Linked DNA regions of Mus musculus: region 1 is linked to region 2. Evidence: chromatin contacts called from ENCODE Hi-C or POLR2A ChIA-PET data. All regions are on one chromosome and are shown on one strand. The core of a region is the stretch at or near the end of the contact, and the rest is flanking DNA. Distances in the headings are between cores, read along the strand shown.

What was found. Hi-C counts contacts between places; a loop is a spot of excess contacts on that map. ChIA-PET counts read pairs that join two places held with the same protein, here RNA polymerase II (POLR2A).
Region 1: POLR2A ChIA-PET joins it to region 2 with 11 read pairs in embryonic stem cell. The contact joins the promoter of Neil2 here to the enhancer-like site in region 2. A Hi-C loop is called at or near these places in 2 of 37 maps with a recorded cell type or tissue (T-helper 17 cell and regulatory T cell). POLR2A ChIA-PET finds 5 or more read pairs at or near these places in 2 of 5 experiments (both embryonic stem cell).

The regions. Positions count from the first base shown.
Region 1 is chr14:63,192,130-63,194,989 of GRCm38, forward strand. Neil2 (nei like 2 (E. coli)) reads right to left here and starts at 1,396. Exons shown (of 5, transcript NM_201610.2): 1 at 1,295-1,396.
Region 2 is chr14:63,140,323-63,143,032 of GRCm38, forward strand. It overlaps Ctsb (cathepsin B), which reads left to right. Exons shown (of 10, transcript NM_007798.3): 9 at 1,412-1,540; 10 at 1,910-2,710. The coding sequence ends at 2,007. Among named protein-coding and RNA genes, the nearest start is that of Gm51283, 8.7 kb to the right of the region's middle. Within about 2 kb of position 1,253, at least 1 of the 3 ENCODE cell types and tissues checked has a DNase peak (open chromatin) inside an H3K27ac peak, as active enhancers do.

The DNA of each region.
Region 1 (2,860 bases), core at 146-2,645, 52 kb after region 2:
TATAGTGTGCTAGATGTCACGTAGCAGGTACTGTCTACTTCGAAGGTGCTGCCACCTCAGTGGTCAGCCACTCCTTGTTTGGTTGGTTAAGACAGAGTCTTGCTACTCCATAGCTCTAGGTGAGCTGAAACTACGTAGTCCTAGCTGTCCTCAAACGTTCATTCCAACTCTCTTCTGACTGATCCATACTTGGATCTGGCTCTCTCGGGACCACCTCAGGTAAAGGAGATCGGAACTAGTTATGTGATCTCTAGAAATGGTTCTCTATCTGTAACCACAGTGCTGGCAGAACTCGGAAGCATGACAAGTAGACAGCAGCCAGGCAGGTCTACACGTCACCCCTCCCCTCTCTGTCCTCAACCATCCAAAGTCACCGGGAGCCACCAGGATGAGATCGCCTGGGTAGCCTACACCCAGACTTTACTGAGCAGGCGTTGTCCTCCCATCCCCCACTCAAAGCTCTACCTAACCTCACCCGCCACTTACCAACACCACGCTCATAAATTGAGGTAAAAATCAACAAAGGCATACAGCGGGTAGTTATTATTGCAGTGTTTCTAAAAGCCAGGGTGGCTGTTAAGCCTCACTCTGTAGCCCAGGCTGGTCTTGAACTCTGAACAATCCTTCTGCCTCAGTCTCCCAAGTGTGAGCCATATACAACTTCCTCCCTACTAAGACATTTAAAATATACTTTAATCGAAGAATCAGGATGCCCCAGACATCCTGAAAATTCTCGTAGCTTCATAAATAACACAATCAATTATGCGATTTTTCTTTCTATCTTGAGACAGGTTTGCCTATATTTCAAATGCCAAGCTGGCCTAGAGGCCACTGTGTATGAGTGGTCTCCAGCACATCACAACCCCTGGTTTATGCTCAAACCCAGGGCATCTTGCAAGCATCCCTTTACCAACTGGGCTACGGCCTCAACGATGCTTAACTAAATTCATTTGCGCTTAGATTCCCATTCACACACTCGGAAATGTGGTAACAGTTCACCTACTCTGACCTTCAGGGAAAGCTGCCGGGCTGGAAGCCAGCTTGCCAGGCACTGGTACCCTAACCACCTCTAAGTTCAGTCTTCCTGGCTACCGGCAGAGAAAGTTCTGGAAAATACCGCCAGTATGATGCAGCATGCAGCCCTAATCTTAAATCTCTCCGGCAAGCCTTTAATCCCTCAAGGCCAGCCACACAACTACACAGAGGCCCTGTCTCAAAACAGACAAACAACTCTCCGCCCCTAGGTATGGTTTGATGGACAGGAAAAGAATGGGAAGAGCTGATGAGAGAGAACCTTGGGCTTCGTCGCTAGGGTGAGGTGGCCAGGCTGCGCAGGACGTGGTCCCTTTTCTCCAGGAGCCAGGAGAAAGTCTTAGGCCACAGCGTTTCCTAACCCTTCCGAAGGGGGAGGGAACACATGAGGGTCACGAGGGCTCAGGGAGTCGGAAGGCAACGTGATCAACAAAAACAAACTTACAACCAGGCTGCGCATGTCCAGAAGAGACACTGCTTAATTTTTCTGTGAAAACAAGTGTTAACTACGTGCACGTGTGGGCTACAGAGGGCAGGGAGGAGGCTGACGCAGCCCCAGGTGGGTCCCGGGAAGATGTACGCTCCCAGCAGTCGCAGCAGGAGTCACCATCCACCTGCGCCTTCCAGACCAGGGCGGGGAGGACGAGTTCAGCCATTGGAGCGCACGGGGTCCGTAGCCCGGTAGCTGGGGTTCCGCTGGCTCCTCCCCGGAGGGGACCGGAAGCTACTTCCTGGACTCAAGGGCTCCTCCCCCGGGCCGAGCTGGTCTTGGAGGTGGGTGGGGAGCTGCGGATTCCTCTCCTGTTAGATGCTGAAGGTGGGGTACATCCCTGATGAGGAGCTTCAGGTTTCTTCCCTGGAGGCGCTGCAGGTGGGGGTTCACTTCGGGATGGGTGATGGAGGCATCTCTACTTGGGCTCCCCCTGCAAGTAGGAGGGATGTTGCGGTCTCCTTCCCGGGGTGACCACTGGAGGCTCATCTCTCTGTCTCCCCACCCCTACCATCGCCCCCTCCCTCTCCCCTCCTGAAACCACCACCGTGATTCAAGCTCTTTCTCTGGGAAATAACTCTGGGAGCACCTTCGCCTACCCTCCAGAGTCACCATACCTCTGAGTTATCCCTCCCCATCTCAAGTCTCCCCGTTTCCTCTCCCAGGCTTGCCTGGGAAAGAGTGGACTGGTACTGAGAATAGGCAAGCGCTCAGAATCCAAAGGTCTTGAGTGGCTCAGGCCAAGGCAGACATTTCAGTTTCTCCACACCCTTCGCGAAGGTTTTTTTGTATGGGTTTTGTATTTTTGAGACAAAGCCTGGCTAGTCCTGAACTCGTGCATGAACCGACAAAGTTAGTTCCTTTAGTACTGGGATTTTTAAACACGGCTAGCACACCTGGCCTGTAACACTTTTAAAGAGTGAGATTTATTTACTTTTGCTTTGTATTATTTTAATCATCTTTGAGTTTATACTATACGCTTTTAAAACGTTGTGTATTGAAGTGTTTTCTTAAGAGATTAAAGATGATACCAGGTTATTCAAAAAATAGGTCGCCAAGAACGGTTGGAGCCAGCACTGTACAGGATGTCAAGAGACCTTTGGTGAACTCCGTGGCCTTCGGAAGTGGCTAAGGTGTCAGTCTCTGAACTTGGCCGGCATGGGGGAGACAGCCCTGCTTCAAGGAGGGGTTCAGCTAGCCTTCTACCATATCGCTGACTGTAGGGCAAGAATAGGAAGTAAGGAGAGGAGGCCTCTAGTATCTCAGAGGTACAAAGCTCCCCTCAAGGCAGAGGGTGAGCTTGAAGGTGCGACATTTGCAGGAGGGGGTCCCTTCTTT
Region 2 (2,710 bases), core at 3-2,502:
CTGGTTGACCAGATCTCTAAACACCCAAGCTTCGATCAGCCGACAGTGGCCTGCGCCCTTACCTTACCCCTCCAGTGAACCCCAGCAAAGCAGGAACTCTGAAAGCTATCTAAAGCTTCACAGATGAACCCAGACATGGAATCTCAGGGTGTAAAACAAATAATTGGCCTTTGGATTTTAAGTTTGCTTCATAACTTAAAAGTTTATCAGAACCTTTATTTTCAAGCCAACCTAATAATATTTTTGTAGGATCCCGCTTTTTAAAATTTGCATTCTTAAGTGTATTGGGCTTCCAGAAATATTTTTGGAAGTGCTAGGAATGGTAGAGTACATCTTTGATTTTGTCACTCAGAAGGTAGGGGCAGGCAGATCTGAGATTACCTTGGTTACACAGTGAGTTGCAGGCCAGCTAGGGATATTTAATAAGACACTGTCTTAAAAAAAAAAAAGTATATACACACACATTTAAGTCAGATATAGTGGCACCCATATGTAATCCCAGCATTCAGGAAGCAGAGGCAGAATTTTGAGGTTTGAGGCCAACTTGGGCTTTTTAGACCATATCTCAAACACACACACACACACACACACACACAACCTCCATACATACATACATACATATATACATACACACACACACACACACATATATATATGTTTGTATATATATATGTGTGTGTGTGTGTATATATATATATATATATGCATGCATAATACATACATACATACATACATACATACATACACACAATCTATGTAATCTCCTAATACCGTGGATACCCTTGTCATAGATTCTGTTCTATTGCTGTGAAGAGGCACTTCTTTTCTTACTCACTGTTCTGATGCTCTGCAGAGACCCATAACCAAGGAACTCTTAAAAAAGAAAGCATTTAATATGGGCTTGCTTACATCTTCAGAGGGTTAGTCCACTGTCATCATGGCAGGGAGTGTAGCTCCCCAGACATGCTGTAGCTGAGAACTACACCTTGGTGCACAGGTGTGTGCATGTATCAGGGCCGAGGGGTACCACAGAGACAGATAGAGGAACCCCACGCCCGCAGTGACACACCAGGCAACTTCCCCTCCACCCCCCTTCTGCCACTTCTAATCCTTCCATATGGTGCCATTCCCTGGTAACAAATGATTCAAACATGAGCCTGTGGGAGCCACTCTTGTTCAAACCACACACCGAAGCTCCCTGATAAAGACTATGGGTGCTGGAGACCCAACCCAGGACCTTGACATGCTAGCAAGTGCTCATCTTGAGGCCCTCCTCCAGCTTTCTAGAGATTTCAGTGTAGGAGACCAGTTGGTTCCTGTCAGCCTATTCTGACTAGGTGGCTAGCTGTCTTGGGAATCTGTGAGCAGGCAGTGAGCTGTGTTCAGTGATAACTGCCTTTTTCTTCTTCAGGAGTATACAAGCATGAAGCCGGTGATATGATGGGTGGCCACGCCATCCGCATCCTGGGCTGGGGAGTAGAGAATGGAGTTCCCTACTGGCTGGCAGCCAACTCTTGGAACCTTGACTGGGGTGATAATGGTGAGTGGCAGTCCCCCTCCTCAAACTACATAAGCAGCTAAGGGCCAGAGCATCATAGCCCCTTTGCTCCTCTGTGGCCTGAGGTGTGGACCTGACTACCTAAATGTATAGATCCTTTGGTCTAGAACCATCTGTGAGTCCCAGAGCTCCATCACATGAGCAGCATGTGACGAGAACTGATAGTTTCAGATGATGCTGGGTGTCAGGTAGCTCACCCTGGCTCCTGTGGTCCCAGCACTTAGGATGCTGAGGCTAAGGGTGGAGTGTGTGGCCAACCTGGGTTACAGAGTGGGGCATCCTATGAACATAGTAAGGGTTAGGCCAAGCTCAGAGCATACTTTGAAAGCATCTACTTTTTCTCCATCCCAGGCTTCTTTAAAATCCTCAGAGGAGAGAACCACTGTGGCATTGAATCAGAAATTGTGGCTGGAATCCCACGCACTGACCAGTACTGGGGAAGATTCTAATCTGCTTTGACTTCATTGTCCAGTCCTTAGGGGCTTTTTCCAAAATTTAGCGGCCCTGGCAGGGAATGAGGTAGACAGGGGAGTCTTTGATTCTTTGAGTTCATCTAACATGCATGAAGCTTTTGGCAAGATTTGGACGACTGGACCAGAGCTGCCTGCCATCAGAGCTACCCTCCAAACACTGTCCTTACCTGGCCTCCTCCTAGCCCATCCCACGACAGTGATCACAGTCTGCATCCTAGCCTCTCCCTAGACTAGTGCGGTTTGTAGTGCCTGCTGTTGTGGCTCTGCCTGCCATACCTCCCACCCCCATCCCCATCCCAGCATCCGAGGACCCAAGGGCTTTGACTGCAGGACTTCCAAAAGAACGAACACTTCACGAGAGGACAAATGCCACCTCTCAGCTGCATCTTGAAGCTGGTCACTTCTGGGTCTGTGGCAGGCATTCGTCAATGGCCCAGTGCAGTTCTCTGGAGAAAGCTACCTTTTCCCAAGGCATCTGCATCCATCGACATTGGTAATGTGGCCAGCTCTCCTTGGTCCTGTCCTCAGCCGATGCTTTTTCAATAGGATTTTTATGCTTTGTGTACCTCAACCAAGTATGAAGAGCTGTACTGGTTTTATAGATCACCCCCAATTGTATGGCTTAAAACAAGCTACATGGTCATGGTTTGCTGTGTGACCGACAGATAACCACAATGAA